Regions from separate parts of the Homo sapiens genome. Here region 2 is linked to region 1. Evidence: chromatin contacts called from ENCODE Hi-C or POLR2A ChIA-PET data. All regions are on one chromosome and are shown on one strand. The core of a region is the stretch at or near the end of the contact, and the rest is flanking DNA. Distances in the headings are between cores, read along the strand shown.

What was found. Hi-C counts contacts between places; a loop is a spot of excess contacts on that map. ChIA-PET counts read pairs that join two places held with the same protein, here RNA polymerase II (POLR2A). Pooled maps may share reads with other maps.
Region 2: a loop to region 1 is called in a map of ascending aorta, with 6 times the contacts of the local background. The contact joins the promoter of ETV1 here to the promoter of COXFA4 in region 1. A Hi-C loop is called at or near these places in 1 of 168 maps with a recorded cell type or tissue (ascending aorta) and 9 of 50 pooled maps. POLR2A ChIA-PET finds 5 or more read pairs at or near these places in 1 of 52 experiments (IMR-90).

Annotation. Positions count from the first base shown.
Region 1 is chr7:10,936,968-10,942,967 of GRCh38, reverse strand. COXFA4 (cytochrome c oxidase associated subunit FA4) reads left to right here and starts at 2,815. Exons shown (of 4, transcript NM_002489.4): 1 at 2,815-2,952; 2 at 4,072-4,160; 3 at 4,821-4,878. The coding sequence starts at 2,911. It overlaps LOC107986767 (a long non-coding RNA gene), which reads right to left and starts at 2,712. Exons shown (of 3, transcript XR_001745091.3): 1 at 2,237-2,712. RefSeq lists a silencer at 2,283-2,532 and enhancers at 1,758-2,678, 2,563-2,832.
Region 2 is chr7:13,987,936-13,993,636 of GRCh38, reverse strand. It overlaps ETV1 (ETS variant transcription factor 1), which reads left to right and starts at 3,971. Exons shown (of 14, transcript NM_004956.5): 1 at 3,971-4,074; 2 at 4,173-4,369; 3 at 4,498-4,629; 4 at 5,464-5,551. The coding sequence starts at 4,585. RefSeq lists an enhancer at 1,950-2,451.

The DNA of each region.
Region 1 (6,000 bases), core at 1,566-4,065:
TAGTCCCAGCTATTGGGGAGGCTGAGGCAGGAGAATCGCTTGAACCTGGGAGGCAGAGGTTGCAGTGAGCCGAGATCGTGCCACCACACTCCAGGTTGGGCCACAGAGCGAGACTCCATCTCAAAAAAATAAACAAACAAAAATAAATAAATAAAGGCATCACTTAGCTATCTATATTATTGTTGTCTCTAGAAGCTAGGTCAATGACAAAAAAAAGTTAAGTCTCGCGCCACTGCATTCCAGCCTGGGCGACAGAGTGAGACTCCGTCTCAAAAAGAAAAAAAGTTAAGTCACTGGATTTTAGTTTCTTTTTAATAATGGCATTTCTACATACCTACTTATTATCAACTGTTATTATTCAAAATAAAATATTGGAAGAAGAGGTCTCCCTTCTTCTAATTTATTTGCTGAAAGCCTATCTACACTCACTAAGGTTTCTTTGTTCACTTCTAAGTATTTTCCATGTTTTTGTGCTGATCTTTTAACACAGCCATGCTCCTTACCATAGCCTATAAGGTCCATGTCAGAGAATTGGACATAGACTTTACAGACTCCACTGTTTGCTCTCATTTTCCTCTTTTTCTCCTTAGTTATGGATCAACCACACTGATACTTTTTTAAGCACTCTTCTTCTTCTTCTTCTTTTTTTAAATCTCAAAGCCATTTCTCTTACTAATTTAGTGTTCTTCCCACATCTTTACCAGGTTACTTCCTTCCTTTCATTTAGGTTTCAACTCAGAAATCCTCAGACGGACCTTCCCTGTCCTGTCTACTTAAAGTAACCTCCTCTCCTCCACCTCTTCCATGTCATTGTCTGTCTCATTATTCTATTTTATTGGCTTGTCACTGTCTAAAAATTATCTCATTTGTTTATTGTTTGTCTTCCTCAATTAGTATGTAAGCTCCATTAGCAACGCAGAGTAATTTTCTTGTTCACTGCTATAACTCTAGTGGCTAGAACAGTGCCTAGTGGAGAGTAGGTACTTAAGAAAGATTTGCTGAATGAATGAAAAAAGACACCAGTCTTGATAAGCTTCATGACATATCACCTTAACAGTTACCATCTATTTTTTTTTTCCTACCTACTGGCCATACCTCCTCTTCTAAGCATTGCATGTTGGAATTCCTCGGCTCTGTGTCCTCTGTCTAAATTCTCAGTCAACTTTCTCTCCCTAAGTAATCTCATTCAGTCACATGGGTTCATTTCTTATCAGTAAACTGAGTCCTAAATTTATACTTATAGTGTAGTTCTCTTCTGCCCCATAGAGATCCACTTGAATTTTACATAGGCACTTATACATCATTCTCTACGGCTTATTTCAATAACTGGCATCAACAACCACAGAGCTGCTCAAAACTGAACCTCTGAAATTATTCTTAACTTCTCTCTCCTCACTCCTGGAGAGCCAACCACCAAGTCCTGTTGGTGCCACCTTCTAAACATCTCTGGAATCTTTTTTTCTCATCATTACATTCTCTACACTAGTTCAAGCTACCATTATCTGTCACACAGATTATGGACTATTGCAATGGCCCCTTGATAGGTCTTTCCCCTCTCACGCTTATCCCTTCTAATCAATTATTCACAAAGCAATCATTTAAAAACACAACCTTCCCAAGCTCTCAACATAAAACCCATGATGTTTAAGCGGTTATTGGCCCAGCAGATCTGATCCCCACCTTGCTCTCCCTTTTACTTTCCAGCCACACTAGACCTCATACAGCTCCCTCGGGTTTTCAATAGCTTCAGACCTTCACGTGTTATTACCTCCGCCCTGTACACCTGCATCCTCCGTTTTCACCTGGTTAATGTCCGCTCCTCCTTCAGAGCTAGTGTAACTTCCGGTGGAGCCTTCTCCTATGATTTCTAGTCCCAATTATTAATACTTGCTTGATCATTTGATTAATGCTTTAAGCTACGTATGAGATTGGAGAGGGTTCAGAGTGTACATTTTATCCCAATCCCCCCACCCTCCCCCGCAAAGCCTGTCCTATGGAAGTCCTTCGGGTAAAAAAAACAACGAAGAAAACAAAACAAAAGACAAATGAAAATTCGACTGGGGTAGTGGGAAAGATTATCTGTAGCTACACGACCATTGAAAACACATTTTAAAGATGCAATTTGGGACCAGGGACGGGGGATAGTGGCGTGTTGGAAAGGTCTTTGTGGCGACGAACTTTCAACCGAGGGCCAGGATCTGAGGGTTCAGAAATACACTGCCAGGACTATTATCACCTTTAAGTCATTTACTAGTTTTTAACTTCTGCTTGTCTGCGACAGCGTAACACAGGAAGCAGCTGCAGTCTTCTCAAACCGCAGCCGCTGACCTTAGCGGCAAGAGGCCCGACCTGCCCTCCAGGCGCCCGGCGCTCGGCTCCCAGAGGCGCCGCGCAGCTCCCTCAGCGGCAGTCACAGCTGGCCAGCGCGCACCCGGCACGCGCGCCCCCAGGGCCTCTGCGCGCGGACCCGGCTCTCAGGCGCCGCGGGAGAGGCCCCCTACTCACGGAGCGCGCGGCCCGTGCGCCCACGCTCCGACCGCATTCCTCAGTACGTGGCACCCTTGGAAAGTGCCTGTCTGGTCAATCGAAGAGTCCTCGTTTCGACCAAAAAAATTCCCCTCAGAAATATGCATGGCACGGCAATGAAGGCATTTCACTATGAAGTGGAATGATGATGGTCCGACCAGGTCAGGACGAACATATGAGGGGTTAGATCTAAGCAGGCACTATTAAAGACAGTCGCATCCGGGCCCTCCTGCCGCAAGCTGCCCTCCCAGCCAAGGGTCCTTCAGGTAGGAGGTCCTGGGTGACTTTGGAAGTCCGTAGTGTCTCATTGCAGATAATTTTTAGCTTAGGGCCTGGTGGCTAGGTCGGTTCTCTCCTTTCCAGTCGGAGACCTCTGCCGCAAACATGCTCCGCCAGATCATCGGTCAGGCCAAGAAGCATCCGAGCGTAAGTTCGTGACCGCTCTCCTAATGTTTTCCCTTGTCCTTCTTGCGTCGGGGTGCGCCTCTTTCTGTTCCCTGGGAACGTCCTCATTTACAGCCACTTACCGTCCGTCAGACCAGACCCTGCCTCGCCTAGTGTTTGTCATCTTAGTTGTCCCAGGCCTCTGTGACCCTCTACGCCATGCATTGTGGGGTTTTGTCTGACAGGAGGAAGGAGACGGACACTGCTCGGAAAAAAAACCTAGTTTTTTCTAGTTAGTGAATATTGGAACAGTCTGGTGGCCGCTCTCTTTTGCAGGTTGTGCGGTCCAGGAGGGATAGATGTGCGCTGTGTGGGTCAGAGACTAGCATAGGTCAGGTTCCCTATGTGTTATACCATCTCTGGAGGTTCTTGTATTCGCCGCATTGCACCACCAGGCCTTTTGGTAAATAAGAGGGGTCCGTGATCTTGGAATCCTCACTTTGTCTGGACGTCGTTGCTTTTGGGAAAATTTCGAAGTGTGGAAATTGCAGTTAAGTTCTTTGGCATCTCATTTTTCCTCAGCACATCAATGTGCTGTAGAGCTAAAAGTCTATGCAATCTTTAATCTGTCTTAAATCCGGTTCCCTAAATACGCAGCAAGCATTGGTAGCATTACGTTTTCAGAGATAATGCTTAAAGCCAGTATTTGTAATAGATACGTTTACTTATTCAGATTCTATTTTTCATACATCTTTATAGAGGCACCCTTAAATAATTTGCAAAGAATTTGTTTTTCAAGCCCCAGGATAAAGGAAGCCAGAAAATTTAATGGGAATGACATGTAAATATTAGAGAGGTGAAGAAGACTCGATACATTTTCTTGGAAATTTAAAAATGTACCTATAATTTGCTCCACATTAAAAAGTAAGACACTTAAACCAGAGTCATCTTAACATCCTTTCCAAATTCCATTTCTTTCTTTAGAACACAGTTATAAGAAATCTTACCTCAATGTAAGATCTACTTTATTTAAATTTTAAGACAAAACAGTCCAATAACAGTTTGAGACTTGGAAATCAATGTGCAGAAACTACTGTAATCTCTCGTTGGCCAGTGTTTTAAGTATTTGAAGATGGTTATTCTATTTTGTGTTTGGTTTAGTTGATCCCCCTCTTTGTATTTATTGGAACTGGAGCTACTGGAGCAACACTGTATCTCTTGCGTCTGGCATTGTTCAATCCAGATGTTTGGTAAGTACTTAAAAATGTTTAAAACTTTGATAGCTGATCAAGGCAGTTTAGGAGCCACAGTCTCTGTAGGGCGATAACATTAGGGTAGTAGAAAGAATGTTACATTTACAGTCATACAATAAGTTCAGATCTCAAATCTGCTGTTTTCATTTACTTTTTTTGGTTCATGAAATTATCTAATTTCTCTGAGTCTCGTTTTCTCTTTGGTAAAGTAGAACTGCTAATACCAAATCTTGTAATGTTTTGAGGATTGACATAAAAATAATTGTTTTTATAAAATAATCATGGTTCTCGGCACATGTAAATGTTTTTTGCCTTCACTTGCACATTTGCAGTTGAAAAACAATAGACAATCAAAAGATTGATTCATCATTATTCTATGCACTTTTCTGTATATCACTTTATTAATTAAATGGAAAGGTTTTGTGAAAGCCAGATAAAAAGTATCTTGTGATAGGGATTCTGTGTTCTACCTTTTTTCTAATTGATTACATGAGATTGCTTATTATAGATCCTCTACCTGTTTCAACTTCATAATGAAATAACACCATACCTCATCTAATAGAAAATAAGATTGATCTGTTCAAAAATGTATTCTTAGTACAAAACACTAAATAGTGCTTTATTATTATAACAGTCGTAATGTTTTATTTCTTTTAGTTGGGACAGAAATAACCCAGAGCCCTGGAACAAACTGGGTCCCAATGATCAATACAAGGTAAACTACAAAATTGTTTTAAAGTTGTTAGAAATTGTGTTGTAATAAGTTTTGTCATGGGGTGGGTTTTCTTGAAACTGGATATACGAGTAAAATTCCATTATATTGAACTTTAAAGAGCTGTTAGGTAGTTCTGTGAAATGAAAATGGTATATTGCTCTAATAAATATTTTTTGCTAGGTATTTAATTGCTAGTATAAGAAAAGAAGGAAAAATAGTATAGCTATCATTTACCATTTTCTTAGTTCTTAGGTAGTCTAACACAGTGTTCTCAAACTTCATTATACATAGAGCTTGTTGAAACACAGATTCTTCAGCCTTATCCCCAGAGATTCTGATTCAGCTGGTCTTTTGTGGGGCATGAGAATTTAGAGTAGTCTGTGGAACTACTCTTCTAGAGAATGATTTCATGGACTGAGACCATTTATTGATTCCCCAAACATAACCTTCCTTATGTGTAAAAAATTTTGCATACAAAGACCCTGCACAGCATCAAAACCAAGGGCAGGCCAGGCACGGTGGCTTATGCCTGTAATCCCAGCACTTTGGGAGGCTGAGGCGGGCAGATCACTTGAGATCAGGAGCTGGAAATCAGCCTGGCCAATATGGTGAAACCCCATCTCTACTAAAAATACAAAAATTAGCTGGGCATGGTAGTAGGTACCTGTAATCACAGCTGCTCGGGAGGCTGAGGCAGGAGAATCGCTTGAACCTGGGAGGTGGAGGTTGCAGTGAGCCAGGATCACGCCACTGCACTCCAACCTGGGCAACAGAACCAGACTCTGTCTAAAAAAAAAAACCCAAAAAACCAAGGGCGGCTTCATTAAGATACCATACCATTCACATACCATACAGTTGACGTGTTTAAAGTTTATAACTCACTCAATGCACTTTCCATAATATCAAGCCATTTCATCAAAAGAGAGTAACTGGCTGTTTGATTTATCACTCTGAAGAACAGGGTCCCCGATCAGTGTGTGTCCAGCACTGCTTGACAGGTGTACATCTATGATGGATTATTACTCATAGCAACGTTTTTTTGTTGTTGTTGTTGGAGACAGAGTCTCACTCTGTCGCCCAGGCTGGAGTGCAGTGCCATTATCTTGGCTCACTACAGCCTCC
Region 2 (5,701 bases), core at 2,722-5,221, 3.0 Mb before region 1:
AAAAATAAAAAAATTCTTTATTTTTTAAGTGTACAGTATAATGTACTGATTTGGGGTGCAGTTAAAAGTTTTTTTTTCCACATTTATAAGTTGTTTGCAATTCCTCTACTTGAGGGAGTTTACAGATAGTCACCAGCTGAAAATGGCAGTATTGAGAGTGAGAGAGTATACAGCTACATAGTATCAGTTTCCTTGATACCCTTACCTTCTTCCCAGGCTCCACCCTCCTCTCAAATTTCTGCTACTCCTCACATACAGTGTTCCTGAAGCCACTGATTATCTTTCACCCTCCTGTGAGGACTCTATGTTCTCCTTTGGAATTATTTTCACTTGTTCATTTTCTTGGCCAATTTTGCTGTTTAATTTTATATCTTTTTCTTATCTATTTGATGTAACTGTGCAAACTAGATCTTTAACAATTTGCCTTACATACTGTTTTAATACAACAAATTTTAAAAGTTACTGTTTTACTTAATACTCTACTCAATTTTGAGCAAACTTCATTTGATTTTAATTATAGCAACCATTTAAAACAAGCAGCGCCATTTTAGCTTGTTGCCTTTCTGTAACTGCTTTTAGAAATTCACTTTCTTTAACAACGTGCAATTTCTTCATAATGCCATAGTAAGTTAACTGTAGAGAAGTCACTAATGAATATTATTTTACTTTATTAAATAACAGCAAGGGAAATATAAAAATTTAAATAGTTTTACATGCAACCTAAAAACTTTCCAAACTCAAAAATGGACTTTTTTTTGGAGGGGGGTAGCTTTCTCTCAAGAACTCTTATTTCAAAATCCAAATGGGATTTCAAAATACAAGCAAATAAATGTCAAAGCCTCTTGGCCTCTGCTCTGCCATTCTATGCCTGAAATCCTGCCAAAATGAAATTTTCCGTTCAAAAGGGCTGGCATTTACTAAACTGATGTTTTAAAGACATTCTCAAAAAGTAGTGGAAACTTTGTCCAGCTTTTTATGTTCCTGTCTTGTAGACAGAACAGCTGCCTTTGCAGATATTTTCCAAGATCTTACATTTTCTGAAAAACAAATTTTCAGCCCTTCCACTGTCTTCAGCAAGTGGGTCTATTGGTTTTTCCCAGTGCCAAGCAGAGAAGATAAACAACTGCCAAACTAGAAGCTAGTGTCTGAGTATCAAGGCATAGAAAGGACAGAAGAGATAGTGTTTCAGTAAGTATCAATGCAGAGAAAGGACAGAAGAGAAAGTGGGAGAAAGAAAAGAGGGTGGTTCAATCGTTCACAGTCAAGAGGGACACATTTATCTCAAAATTTTAGGCTGTTTCAACAAAACCGAGCTGTAGCGAGACTAGCTGCTTATTCACACGAGAACATCATTTTCAGTTACTATGAAGATCAAAGAGTTAAAAGATATGAGTTCGTTTAAAGAACTCAAAAGGGAAAATATGAAGCCACCGCAATACGTAGTAAAATCTGAGGCTTAACAGCGCAGCGCCTGAGAGTGCCAGTCCACTAAAGGGAGGGAGAAGGGGCGCAGAGCTTATGGGGGCCTGGGAAGGAGTGATAAGTCTTTGGAAATGGAAACTAAAGCTATCAGCCAGCGAAAACCATCAATATTCCTAAAAATATATAATACTAATAATACATAAAAGCTTTAAAAAACTAACAAGACACTGTGGGATACAAAAAAAGGTAGAAATGAAAATTACAGAATGTTAAGTGAAAAAACTGAAATCCATCTACAGTCGAACAGTTTGCACCTTTAAAAGCAATGACTTGAAGCAGCAAGCAAAAGTTCCCAGTCCTTAAGACTTTCTCCCCACTCTCAATTCTTTCTTTCCTCTAGTGCAAAAGCTGTCTAAGCAGTGCACGCCGGAATTATCCCCACGTGAGCCTTCCTTTAATTTCGGTCTTAATTTTTTTCTCTCTTGTTATTACTCCCAGACCCCAACCTCTTTTTCCTCATCTAGTATCTGTTTCAGGGACAGGACAAAGAGGAGGCAGCGAGCTGAAAAAAGTTTTGTGGTTTGGGATACTTGGGCCTTTGTTGTGTCATTTCCTCTACCCCTCCACGCCCCCAACCACGTGACCAAGAAGGGCCGGAATTTTGTGAATGGAGACGAAAGGTGGCTGTTGGGGCGGGCGGGACTCCGCCCCCTTCCCTAAAGCGGCCAATCTCCTAGCGGAGCGCTGAGGGGTCAGCAATAAACAACAATGGGCTGGGGATTTACGGCTCGTTATTGGCTGCGGGAAGAACCTCGCCGGGACCTAACCCGAAGCTCCGCCCCCTCGCGGTTACCCTGGATACCCGTCAGGCTCGGGCTGCAGAGAAGGTCTTTGGAAACTGTTGCTCAGATTACAGGCGCTGGGTTATTCCAGGAGTGCAGGGTGGTGGAGGACCCTTGTTATTGACCCCCTGCTTGGTTGCACCCTCAGATAGTACCCATGAGCTTCACTGTTCAGCCTCGGGGCCCAGGCGCTTCCTGGAATCTCTCCTTGGCCGGGGTTAAAATGCAGTTCCCGCTCAAAATGCTTATAGGTGCGCGCGTTGTGAACTCCGATTTAGTAGTTTCCGGGAATGCGCGGGGTCTGTCTTTGCTGTCCATAGTTATTGGTTGTTTTCCCAGTAATAAGTGTTGATTGTTTGTTTGTTTGCTTCTTTTTTAAGTAGATCTTTCTCCTGCCCAGGTCCGGGGTTGAGTGCTGTGCGCTCTTACACTCCATTTTAATGTGTCTCCATAACGTTCTATTTAAGGAAGGAAACTTTCAAATAGAAATTGAGAACTGCAGCACGTTTCCTAACGGGCGGAACAGCTGCCGGAAACGTCTTTTGGTCACTAGTTCTGGTCACAAATGAATTTCAACAGCATTGAGTCCCTGGTCCTATCCCCGCGGCCTCCCGTCCGCTGTTGGACACTGGCTCCTTAAAGTGACGCTTTACTGTTCTGAGTCCCATAGGAGGATCAGGGCAAGTGGCTTCAGAGATGCAGCCCTCACTGCTTAACGTCCTAGTTATTGTCCTTGAAACCCGAGCCATCTCACCGCTCGCCCCCAACCCTGGGCTCTGGCTGTTTAAAAGCTGGAGAGGAAGTGAAAGCGTCAAGTACAGTAAGTGACACCCTCCGCCTCCGTGTATACATAACAAAAGCTCAGGAAACGTGCGGGTTCTAGGATATACGAGCAACCCCAAGCACTCCCTCCTCCTCCCCACAGCCACAGTGGACTGGAAGTACCTTTTCCCAGTGCACACGTAGGGACCATTTTGACTTATACTTTTTCACCTAGCTTGCTCTGTTGTCCTCCCATCACAACCTCTGCTAATCAGCAATTCTGCATCTCCTAGGTGCCTTCCTTATAGATTCTTTATGTTTCTGTCCCACGAACGATAGGATCTAATTTTAGTTGAGGATGACTGTTTAAAAAATGTTTCGATAAACCATAATGGTGATGGTGGGTTTTGAAAAACGGGAAAATAAATTGGGCCAAAAGCTGAGTGGGAATGAGGATAGAGAGCGAGGTGAGCTCCTAGTCAGGGCAAGAGTAGAGAGGTTGGAGATCCTGAGGGGAGGGCAGCTGAATAAGGCGGTACGGGCTTTGTGGATCGCGGCTCTAAGGGTATACCAGAACCGCACAACAGTACTTTAAGGAAACCAGCCCAATAGTGGACCTAACACCCCAATAATGGGAACTGGCGACTCGAAACACACGGTTTCAGTATCCCCAGGCGCCTTAACAATAAGCAGCGGGTTACAGAGGAAATCGAGTCTCTCCGTGGCGCTTCCAGGCTGAGGACCCAGCGCCTACCGGCCGAGCACCCCCTAGGGCAGAGGGGCGAGGGAGACCCGCGGGAAGGGGCAGCAAGCCGCCTGATTGACAGCCCGAAATCTGATCTTGTGAAAGAGACGCGGAGCCAATGGGAGGCAGCGATCCATCAGTTTGGATTGGAGGCCCCTGGAGGAGAAGTAGAGGAAAAACCACCGAATTGAGCTCTGTCAGAGGCGCTTTCGGCTTCCAAGGGGGAAGTGCTGGGCTATAATTAATGTTTTTATTAAATTTGGAGGGAAGTTTTTGCAGCCTTTCGCCTAGCGTGGCCTTCAGGTGGGTCTTTCCAACAACTTTTTATGTCTCTCCAGATAATTGCATGGTTGTGGGTCGCAAAAACTATCCTGATGAAAGAGGTGTCTCCGTCTCTTTAGTCCCGTTAGGTGCAAAGCAAGTCTCGTTGATCGCCATTGCTAGTTTTGCACACGTTTGCGAATCAGAGCTGCCCGGGGTACACCGACCGCGCAGGGAAACATCGAGAGTGTAAATAAATACATCGCCTCTTGTTCGGATTTTTGCTACTACCGAAAATATGTAAATTGTGAACTCTGTTGGCTCTCTTTGGATCCAGGTGAAGGAGGCGGTGTAGGGAGGGTTATTTTTGTGAATGGGACTGTCGGAGGGTAATTAGCTATGCAAATTCAAGAGCTTCATTCATGATTTTTTTTTAAGCCTAAAAGCCATCTTGTTCCCCTCTAGGTTGATAGAAGTCCAGATCCTGAGGAAATCTCCAGCTAAATGCTCAAAATATAAAATACTGAGCTGAGATTTGCGAAGAGCAGCAGCATGGATGGATTTTATGACCAGCAAGTGCCTTACATGGTCACCAATGTGAGTGATCAGTTTGAAAGTTGCTGTTTATAAACTTGACTCCGTCGGGGGTGGGGAGAGGGAGAAAATGAGAAGGGAGGGGGCACGGGGGTTGGGATTGCAGATACTTATCTGCTTTGTTGCCACTGTAGGGCGACTCTGCTTCTAGAAGCCCAGTCTTCAAAATGAGCTTACCTTTCAGTGATTTGGATAAGGCATAGTTTTGTTTTTAAGACCCCTTTTTCTGATTAAAGTGCCCAACATGAGTGGAAGAGGAGATGGAGGGCAGCAGCAGCTGCTGCACTCAAAGTTTTTGGCTGGGTTTGTCTGCCACATTGAAAAGAATGAAGTTGAGACAAATGCTGACACTTTTTGTTTATATGGGGTGTTTTTGTTTCTTTTTTTTTTCTCATTTTCTCTTTTTTTTTTTTTTCATTTCTCTACTCTTTTTGCTTTTTTTTTTTGTGGGGGTGGGGTGGGGAGGAGGGGCTGTCCAAGAGAGAATAAAACCCACTGTTTTAATCTAGCATTGAACCAGCCTAAAAACAACTTTAAGTGTAAATGCTTCAGGTTGTTTTGATGCTGAGATACCATGAATATATGATTGATAAATAGTAATGTGCTAAGATCGGCACTGGGAAGCAACTCTCCCTGCCTGCTTAACATAAGCTTTCACTGTCAAATAAGTGAGAAAATGAATATTAGAGTTGATACTATGGACTTCTATTTTTCTATTCAGAGAAGATCCATTAGACTTATGTATGCATGTCTGTGTGTGTGTGTGTGCGCGCGCGTGTGCGTGTGTGTGATCTGAGGTTTACATTCTTTTAAAGGATTTTATCTTTCCCTTTGTAGAGTCAGCGTGGGAGAAATTGTAACGAGAAACCAACAAATGTCAGGAAAAGAAAATTCATTAACAGAGATCTGGCTCATGATTCAGAAGGTGAGGTTTGATTTTGGGCTGAATCCCCATTTTTTTACCTACACTCTCCACCCTGCTAAAAGAAAAGGAGCACTTCAGTCTTATCTTAAAAATAATAAACTTTGAAATTACTGAATCTAACTAAGACTTTAACTTGGAACGATTTACATA